Regions from separate parts of the Homo sapiens genome. Here region 2 is linked to region 1. Evidence: chromatin contacts called from ENCODE Hi-C or POLR2A ChIA-PET data. All regions are on one chromosome and are shown on one strand. Each heading gives the region's core, a stretch centred on a gene start or an enhancer-like site at or near the end of the contact. The rest is flanking DNA. Distances are from core to core; before and after follow the strand shown. Region 1 holds the start of FRMD6-AS2 (FRMD6 antisense RNA 2). Region 2 holds the start of FRMD6 (FERM domain containing 6).

Evidence for each region. A loop is a pair of places that touch in the nucleus more often than their neighbours do. ChIA-PET counts read pairs that join two places held with the same protein, here RNA polymerase II (POLR2A). Pooled maps may share reads with other maps.
Region 2: a pooled map shows a loop between it and region 1 (2.6-fold over the local background). The contact joins the promoter of FRMD6 here to the promoter of FRMD6-AS2 in region 1. A Hi-C loop is called at or near these places in 5 of 168 maps with a recorded cell type or tissue (Caco-2, PC-3, endothelial cell of umbilical vein and 2 more), 2 of 37 single-sample maps with no recorded cell type and 3 of 50 pooled maps. POLR2A ChIA-PET finds 5 or more read pairs at or near these places in 9 of 52 experiments (A549, AG04449, AG04450 and 6 more).

What each region holds. Positions count from the first base shown.
Region 1 is chr14:51,597,925-51,603,057 of GRCh38, forward strand. It overlaps FRMD6-AS2 (FRMD6 antisense RNA 2), which reads right to left and starts at 2,028. Exons shown (of 3, transcript NR_051990.1): 1 at 1,903-2,028. It also overlaps a transcript of FRMD6 not described here.
Region 2 is chr14:51,650,594-51,655,726 of GRCh38, forward strand. It overlaps FRMD6 (FERM domain containing 6), which reads left to right and starts at 1,317. Exons shown (of 14, transcript NM_001267046.2): 1 at 1,317-1,403. FRMD6-AS1 (FRMD6 antisense RNA 1) reads right to left here and starts at 1,151. Exons shown (of 1, transcript NR_037676.1): 1 at 1-1,151. RefSeq lists an enhancer at 320-938 and silencers at 911-980, 1,111-1,560, 1,771-1,860, 1,871-1,930, 1,941-2,090.

The DNA of each region.
Region 1 (5,133 bases), core at 778-3,277:
GGCCTGGAAACAAGGATGATTCAAAACAGATGCAGACGGCTGCCCCCCAACCATCCATTTTTGCTGTTAATATGAATATGGAATTTGAAGAAAAGGGCAAGAAGCCATTTTATGCTATTCCCTGATTTCTCCCCAGTGGAAAATTCCCTATTTTGAATTGCTTTCAACTGTCTTTTGTGTTTTCATTGACAATGAAATTATTTAAAAAGAATGAGAGAAAAACAGCTTTGCTCCAGAGAGGAGAAAAAATTAAAGAAAACTAATTTCTCCCCCTAGCCCCCAAAAAACCAAACCAGAAATTAACATTATAATCTATAATCACAGACACAGAAAGTGGTCCCAAGAGCCAAACCTCCTCCATTCCCTTCCTGCAGAAGCACCCCAAGTGTGATTGAGAATAAATGAAGGGAGTTGTCAGGGTATGGGGTGAATATCAGTCTGACTGCTTATTGTTGCATGTCATTGCCTTTCTTCTTTCTAAAATAATTTTAACTTTTAGTTTAGATTCATGGGGTACATGTACAAGTTTGTTAAGTAGGCATATTGTGTGATGCTAAGGTTTGAGATATGAATGATCCCATCACCCAGGTAGTGAGCACAGTACCCAATAGGTAGTTTTTCAGCCCTTGTCTCCTTCCCTCTCTCCCCATTCTTGTGGCCTCCAGGGTCTACTGCCGCCATCTTTATGTCCATGAGTACCCAGTGTTTAGCTCCCACTTATCAGTGAGAACATGTGGTATTTGGTTTTCTATCTCTGGGTTACTTCACTTAGGTTGCATCCATGTTTCTCAAATAACATTATTTCATTATTCTTATGGCTGTGTAGTATTCCATGGTGTATATATAACACATTTTCTTTATCCAATCCACTGCTGATGGGCACCTAGGTTAATTCTGTCTTTGCTATTGTGAATAGTGCTGCACTGAACATACAAGTGCATGTGTCTTTTTGGTAAAATGATTTATTTTCTTTTGGATAAATACCCAGTAATGGTATTACAGGGTCAAATGTAGCTCTGTTTTAAGTTCTTTAAGAAATCTCCAAACTGCTTTCCACGGTGGCTGGACTAATTTACATTCCCACCAGCAGTGTATAAGCATTCACTTTTCTCAGCAGCCTTGCCAGTATCTGTCTTTTTTTTTTTTTTTTTTTTTTTTTTTAGTAATAGCCATTCTGACTGGTGTGAGGTGGTATTTCATTGTGGTTTTGCTTTGCATTTCTCTGATTATTATGATGTTGAGCATTTTTTCTATGTTTGTTGGCTGCTTATATGTCATCTGATCTTCAACAAAGTTGACAAAAATAAGCAATGGGAAAAGGACTTCTTATTCAATAAATGGTGCTGGGATAGCTAGCTATCCATATGCAGAAGAATGAAACTGATCCCCTCCCTTTCACCATATACAAAAATTAACTCAAGATGGATTAAAGATTTAAACATAAGGCCACAAAGTATAAGAATTCCAGAAGAAAACTTAGGAGACACCATTCTGGGCATTGACCTTGGGAAAGAATTTATGACTAAGTTCTCAAAAGCAATTGCAACAAAAACAAAAATTGGCAAATAGGACCTAATTAAACTGAAGAACTTCTGCACAACAAAAGAAACAATCAACAGAGTAAACAGACAACCTATGAAATGGGAGAAAATATTTGCAAGCTATATATCCAGCAAAGGTCTAATATCTAGAATTCATGAGAAACCTAAACAATTGAACAAGCAAAAAGCAATTAACCTCATTAAAAAGTGGGCAAAAGACACAAACAGACTTCTCATTGCCTTTCTAAGGCAGGCACAGGTTTCCTTAGTTCTGGCTCTTTTTTCTTCAAGCTTTGTAGCCAGGTTCTGAATGAATACCACCCCCCAGGTAAAATTCCTTGTTAAATGCTGAAACACATACCTTTGAGAACCTCTCACTTCTCTGTAAATGGTTCTTTTTGCATCTAGTGTGGCCTCTGAGTGTACCCATGGAGGCTCCTGGGTCCTCAGAGTCTGGACGGGGAGCCAGGAGTCCTGGCCTCTATTTCAGCTCCCGACGGCCAACCTGGGCTTCAACCACAGCACAGACTCCTGACTACTCCCACCCAAAAAGAGTTGTTGGAAGACTTGAAATCACAGATCTGAGAACTCCTGCACTTTGTAAATTCAAGATGACATTGTTACTGTTCTAATTTTTTTAAAATTACAGCACTCTCACTTTTTCTCCAAAAAAGGTATAAACAAGAAGATAGTTTGACTTGTTTACCTAAAGCTCTCCTTTGAGTTGCCAAGAGGAGTTAGTTACTTGAACACAGACACAGAAATACGGTCGATAGCAAAATAAGATATGCTGAGCTCAGGAGCTTAATTTTTTTCCCTTCATTGAGTAACATTTCAGAAAAGCACCAGTAATTGGAACATAATTTATTTATCAACAGGAATTCAGAATACTCCCTTGCAGTTGATTTTGGAAATCCATGTGACCCTAGCAGAGTGCTATAACCAAGGTGAGAAAGGCTAGAAACAGACGTAGAATTACAATTACCAAAGGGAGAAGAGTTCACTGTGAATATTTAACACACACTGGCATTTGGCCACTAAACTCTGGGTCTTCCTTCAAAGTTCCTGACATACCCATTTATAAAGGAGGTTAATAATCCCTTTGTACCTACACCCCCACAGTTACAGCTAAATAACAATTTTCATGATAAGCCTTTATTTTTCTGCAACTTAGAATTTAAGGCAGCAATTTCATCTACAATGTTTAAGCCCAGAATTTATTTTTGGCCTTTTCAAAAGAAAGTTGTACCCATTTAACTTCGCCTGGCAATATAAGAGAAAAATGTTTTTAAAAGTACAGATTTTAATTAACTAGGCAATTTGCCTTTCTCTGAACAATCAAACCCTGGCCATTGCCAAAGGCAGGAAGCCAGACTAAGCAGAACCATGGTTAGATACAGGGAGGCAATGTCAAGGGCTTGCAGCAAGCAGCAGTTGCCCATAGCCTGGGTTAGTAATATGCATATTATTTTAATATCCTATTAGCACTTGGCTTTGAAATGAAAATTGGGTGACTAAAGACAAAGATTTTTGGGCAGCAATTTTTAGAACATAGAGGTAAGATGTGTTTTTCACCACTTGCTTTAAGAAGCACCCTGATGCCCAGATGTTGACCTTTAAGCTACCTCTCCTAGCTCTGGGGTTTCCTGGCATTTCATGGGCAGACCTGTCCCCCAGCATCCACTATGCTTTGGGTAGAGCTGAGCTCCAGCTTTTGAAGCCTCTGGTCAGGGTTGGATGAATGGCAAGCAAACACTGCCACAAGAGAAAACCTGCTGGCTGGCAGCCCCTGGGTCAAAGCTTGTTTTAGTTTCCCGAGACCACCTTTCTATGAGACCTCAGAGAAGGGTTTTACTGCCCCAGGGGTGTAGGATGTGATTTTTAGGAAAAAAGACTCTTGCAATTTCAAGTCTGGGTAACTTATCTTTCTTTGCCTACCTGGTGAGAGGATACCTTTGCAGGAAATGCTGTCACATCAACCCTCCATTGCCCTATTTCTCTTTGCCTGTCCAAGGGTTACCTTGGAATTAGTGGTGAAACTTCCAGGTTCAGTCATATGCTAAAGGACTCATGAATGCATTTTGTTTGGAGCTTTACAAATCTCTAGAAATTTAGTAAATGGCTCAAGAACTCCCTCTAAGCTCAAGTTGTTTAAATTTTATTTTTCTTTTTATCATTTATGCACAAGTAAAACCATGAAGTAGTGACTTCAACTGGATAAAAGGCTTAAGACCCTGAGGATATTGTGAAGCCATTATCCATGAGAGGAAGAAGGCAAGGTCCTATGTCTACCAACATGCAGACAAATGTCCCTGACTGCCTAGGCTTGGTAACATTGAGCAATTATTTTTGTCCTTATCATAATTTAGTCATTTAATTTCTTTATCATTTTCTTGGCAGTTAATAGCCTCTGATTTGAATTTTTATTTTTTCTTGTACCACAGTTGTTCTGCCTCCCTGATTAGATTGTAAGCACCAGTAGATAAGTCATCTTAGCCTACTTGGCAAGCCTTATAATACCAAAATCAACTTCCTAAATGAAGAGCTGGGTATCCAGCCACTCAAAAATGTTTTCCCCAACATTCCGTTAGCCTCACTGGTACATGTTCTTTTAAATGGAAATTCTCAAAGGGAGAGTTGATCCCCACTAATCACTCTTTAATGTGAATTAATTCAGTCAGATAATCAGATGCTCCAAGAAATAGAATTAAAGAAAATAGAAGTAATTTTTGAACATATGGAACTCTGGGAGAGGGTGGCCAGCTTACTAGGAAAGGACTTTGGGGTAATCAGGAGTGTATGTCCGTGTATGTGTGTGTGTAAATCCAGGAGAAGGGAGGGTTGGAAAGAGAATTCTCACAATCCTATAACTTTGTGGCTAGAAACAGATGTAGGCTTATGTCTCTAAGGATGAATGGATGATTTGGAGCAAGAAAGGACCAGTCACTTGCTTTTGTATGACACACAGACTAAAGGTAGTTTTCACATTTCTAAATGATTAGAAAATAATCAAAAGAAGAAGACTATTTTATGACACATGAAAATTATATGAGAATCACATTTCAGGGTCTATAAATAAAATTTTGTTGAAACATGGCCATGCTGATTCATTTATGGATTGTCTATGGCTGCTTTTGTGCTATGATGGCATGGCTGAGTAGTTTTGACAGAGACTGTATGGCCCAAAAAGCCTAAAATATTTACTACCTGCCCCTTTACAAGAAAAGCCTGTCAACTACTGATTTAGAGCAAAGTGTTTGTTTCTTTTTCACTTTCATGCATTTGGGTGAACAGTTTTTTAACACTTATAAAATATTTCTTCCCTTTCATAAAATATTAGAATATACAGAGATAATTACAGAGATGTTTATCCCAATATTATTAACATTCAAAGAAACAAAACTTCATGCTAACCATGTGGTACTGGTGAAATTATGGTATAGCTATACAATTGATTGCTGTGGAATAATTTATTGGTGCTATGGTCTAAATATTTGCATCACCTCAAAATTCATGTGTTGAAATCCTAACTCCCAAGGTATTAGGTGATGGGGTTTTTAGGAAGTGATTAAGTCAAGAGGGCTGAGCCCTC
Region 2 (5,133 bases), core at 67-2,566, 52 kb after region 1:
ACCGTTTTAGCCGGGATGGTCTCGATCTCCTGACCTCGTGATCCGCCCGCCTCGGCCTCCCAAAGTGCTGGGATTACAGGCGTGAGCCACCGCGGAGCAGGGCAGTTTTAAAGTTGACTTCTGAGAGCATCAGATTTTGGATAGTGTCCTTTCTCAGGTCCTGTTTCCTTGTCTCCTCATCCCATTTTAAAAGCCAGACACATAAACCCCGGCACTCCTTTAGCGAAGGGCTCAGTGAGGGCGTTTTTGCCACCCGTGGCCAGGGGTCATTGGGTCAGCAAAGTCAGAGGAAACCTAGAAAGGCAGAAGCCCAGGAGGTTGACGCCCTGCGGGTCTAGGGGCCAGGTGCTGGGTGTCTCTCCTTTCGTGTGCGGTTCCCAGCAGCAGGTCCTGGTGGGCGCAGACTGACCGGAGAGGTGTGGCTCGCCCCCTCCCCAGACCCCGAGGTGGCAATGAAACCTCCATCTCCTGGCTTGATTCCTTGTGCTATAAAAAATCTTCCACTGGCCCTTTGCATCTCTCGCCCTCCATCCCCCAAAGCCACTATCGGGAGGGGACAAAAATAATTTCTGAGGGGCCATGGGCACTAAAACCACAGCAGACAGAGGCTGTGTCTACCTGAGGAACTGGAGAGGTAGAATTAGAGGGGGAGGCTGGGCATCCTCGGCGGCGCCCCCTCCATCCAGCGTGAAACCCACGAGGCGCGGCGTCTCGAGTGGCGGGCGGGCAGGGGGCTGCAGGATTCACGAAGCCACCTCCGCCGGGGACCGCCTTCTCTCGGAGTGGCCTCCCCTCCGGCGTTCCGCTTTAGTAAGACGACACTCAGGCCAAACAGCCGCCCCCGGCCAGCCCGACTCGGCTCTGGAGGGAGCGCCCCGAGGGAGTCCAGCCGGAGGCGGAGAAGGCCACTCGGCCAGAAGGTGGGGAGCCGCCGGCGTCCCCTCGCACCTCCGTCTCCACAGCAGGGGGAAAGGCCCTGATCGCCGTGGTCCACACCACCGCGTCCACCTGAGGCTCGCCTCGCTTCCTGGGTCCCTAGAGGGGTGGCGTACTCCGCTTTCTCCTGCCCCCAAGTGGCCGCACCCCTCCGCGGGACGCTTGGTTGGGTCCAGGGCGGGGCGGGCGGGCGCTCCCCGTACTGCCGCGAGCTCAGCGCGCAGCTCCCGCGGCTCGGCTGCCGCCGCGGCCAGTTGGGGCGGGTCGGGGGCGGGGTCTCAGGGGGCGGGGATTCGGGGGGGCGGGTCGGGTCGGGAGGCGTGGGTGGGGGGCGGGGCGGACGCGGAGCGCCCCTCTGGCTGGCGGGGCCAAGGGGCTGAGAGGAGTGGGGCAGGCTCGGCGCCGGTAGGAAGAGTCAGAGGGGTGACCAGAGAGCCCAACGCCTGGTGCTCAAGACTTTCTCCGAGGTATGAACAAGAACCAGGCGTCTGGGCCCTTTCCGCTCGCCCCATCGCTCAGCCGCCGCGCCCCGGACGCCCGCTGTGCCCCCTGCCGGCGGGGCGGCGGCGGGACTGGGTTTCGGGAGGGTTTCTGGAAGTCGCGAGTCCCAGCGAAGGCAGTGCACCGCTCTCCGCCTCTTTCTTCGCCTTCTTCTCGCTCCCTTAGCTCTGGGTGTCGGGCACCGGTGGTAAGGTCGCTTCTCCGTGAGTCGGAGGTCGCTCACTCTGGGACGGGCGGACGAGGCCCTAGGGCAGCCGAGCCCGGCAGCGGGGGAGGCGTGGAGCTCGGGGCGGCTTCAGCGGCGGGGGCGGGAGGCTGGTCCTGGCTGCAGACTGCGCGCCTGGGCTCCGTGCGCGGTCCCTGGTTCTCTGCATCGCGGAGGTCCCCGGATCACAGGGCTCCCTGGCGGGCCCCGGCACCCAGGTCTGTGTCGCTGTGGCTGGGCGCCGGGACTAGCACCCGAGTCCCGCGCTCCCGGGGGCTGCGCCGTGCCGCCTGTTGTGCGCGCGCAGAGGCCGGACAGCCCGGCTGCGGGAAGGGACCCGAGCGCAGGGTCTGCCCCGCGTCCCGGAAAGTGCCTAGTCTGCGGAGCCGGAGGTTGAGCTGGGGCAGATCGGCGCCAGACGGGGGCCTGGGTGAGATACGAGTTGGGGGTGCGGCCTGCAGAATTTGGGTTTCTGGAGGAGCTTACGGCGCGCTGGCGGAGCCCCAGGCGAACAGGAGCACCGGATTCGGCTCCGGGAGGGCCAGGCACTGTCAGGTATGGACAGCTGCGGTCCACCCGTGTAAGTGTAAAGTCTACAGAGATTAAAACAACACCTCGAGTCCTGGGACAGCATAACCTAATGGTGCGGGCGTTTTCTTAAAGGCACGAATAGATGGGAAAATGTCAAAATAAGCATATTTTAAAGTTGAAAGCTGGCAGATTTTCAGGCCGTGTAGTTGTGTAGCTAGTGTCCAAAGAAATATTAGCTCGTTTTCCCCCTTAACACCTTTTCATTTTTATTTTTTTACGCAAAATCTGTTTTGCCAGTATTTCCCTCAGGAGCTGTGCATTGCTCACAGCAGGGAAGGAAAACTTCAGCAAGCGTTCTCAGGTTGCTTCTGACTTCCAGCCTGTGCTCTCCAGCATTTCTGAATGTGGAGAAAAAGTATCTCTTGCTGGATTTTCCGAGTATGATTCCCTTCTGTTCTTCTCTGGGACCGGGCAATGTTTGTTTATGGGTTTTATAAGCATCTATTTAAATTTAGTTTTTGCACGAAATACTCCCTCTTGCCACAGGGTGTAGTTTGGGGTTTAGAAAATGCTGTTGGAGAAAGCTGCTAGTGGCTTCATTTTCCAAGAATGTAAGTCATTTCCTTTCTGTGATTTCAGGGAGTTGATATTTCACAGCATCAAAACTTTGTGGGGAAAATTTTCCGTAATACATCTGTCATTAAAAAGGCTTGTGACTTTTGGGTTTCCTTCTTAGAGCAGTGCATGAATTTAGGTTCAGCAGTGTTAAAGGATGAGAAATTTTTTTTTAGAATTTAGAGCATTATGAGACTATTGTAGAAATTTTAACTACCAGGACCTACAGGATGGAGAGTGGGGGAGGGGAGAAGACCAGAAGAGAGGCAGGAAAACAGATGCCTTTGCTGATGTCCTTTGTAGTATAAAACTTAACAGCACCACAGCACCTAATCATTTTCTCAGGTGTGGCTTTGAGAAATAAACGTTTTATGTTAAAAATGAAAATACTTCACAATATGAGACAGCTGGCATTTGAATACTTTTCCCAGTATGTTTGTAAACATTTTGGATTCATATTTCATATTAAAATGGACATTTAGTAGGATTATTAGATGAAAAGGGTCCCCCAGGGGATATCTAATATCAAATTATCTGCAGGACATCTTCTCCAGAAAGCAGACTGACTGTAATATGAACTAATTTTCCCCCCTTTGAGTTGCTTGCAAGAATCTCTGAGATCTGACACTGATGGGCTACAGTAATCAGCAGTTCTTGCAGTACTCAAGACATTTTAAGGGGCAGGAAATCTTTCCTATTTCCAGTATCTCCTTTTTGGGGGCAACAAGGGTAAGCTGCTAGTTTTAAGTACATAATTTGAACTTAGAGATTTAAGATGCTCCTGGCTGTACAGGAAAACGCCTGAAAACAGCATGGGCCTGGATGAAGACGCTGCTTTTGAAAGCAAAATGCCAGTGTGCTAGGTAGCGGTTTTTAGTTACAAATTCTTAAAAAAAATTGTTACTGAACTAGGTTAGCTGAATTGGGGGGGGGGTCTTTTTGTAGTTTTTGGATTTTGTTTCCACATTTAACTATACTTATAAAGCTTTTGGCTTTCTGAACTTATGATGTAATAGACTGCGTAGCCTTTTGTGGCAGATGCTTGGAATGAAAGTTTCAAACATAATTGTTTTTGACTGAGCTGTCAGGTTCAGAGTTGAGTGTAAATGAGTCCTGTCTCACAACTAACTTTTTTGATAAAGGAATTCTTTGTAGTTTTCGATTTGGATGTTGCACATTTTGATTTCTAAAGTTGTGGGTTTTTTTTTTTTTAAGAAAAATAAAACCTGCAAACAATTATTTTATTACATGAAAGCCAGTACCAAGAAAAGATTAATTCAGTCCAGATGTAAAAATGTATGTGAATTTTAGATTTGGATGATCTCAACAAGTTTTCCCTTTTGTGGATGGGACTGCCTGGATCCCAGATGGCATTCACAAATTATCCCTTAGGTAGTTTTCTGAGTTGAGAATGAGATTTCTTGGGCTTTCCCTAAAATCATTTTAATATTAAGTCTTCTAAAGGATAGAAAGTTTTTTGCATTTGTACATTTTTGCATTTTTCTGTTCATTAATACAAACCTCATAAATGCCCTAGTTTGGTAGATGAAGCATATTTCTTTCATAAGTGGGAAAACAGGAGGTATTCAGTTTGTGTATCCTTATGGGTAAAGCATAGAAATTTTGGCTCTCATTTTTGCAATTTCAACTTTCTTCTTTTAAAGTAAAAAAAAAAAAAAAAGTTTTAAGTGTGTTTACAATCCTCAATAGAATCCTACTGTAACACAGTTTGTGGATTCAGGTATAGCAATTGGTCCTTGTTTGATGATCCCCTACCTCCTCCCCACCCCCAACGAGGAAAAACAAACACAGTTTATTAAAAAGTCAGTATGTTTTTAAACGTGTACTCCCAGTACTAGAGTTATAAAGGCTGTTTGTTGCACACATTAAAATTATGTATTTTTAGAAAGTCTTTGTATGATTATATCATTACACATTTTGGGAGTGTGTTTATGTCGTGATTGTGTATAAAACAATGGAGAGTTAGGAGAGGGGAATGGGAAAGATTTAGTGAAGGAGTTTTATGAGTAGTGAAATTTCAGTTATAATGTATGTTCCCCAAAACCCAAACAGGAAAAATGTTATCGTTGGTCTCTGTGGTTAAACTTTTATACAGAGGGTAGTTGAGAGGGCTTTCTGAATTGCACATTATCCTGAGGAAGAGGCTTTGGGGGCCTTTAAAAGTAAGTAGAAACAAGTTAAAGGGATAATTTGAGAGGAACGAGGAAGTGGAATACTGGACATTGAATTGCAAGGAAAAAGTTAGAAGGATAAGTATTTAAAACAAGGCTGAAGTAGAGAGAACTTACTGTTTAGAAGTGTAGATTAAAGAATAAGGTATTTTT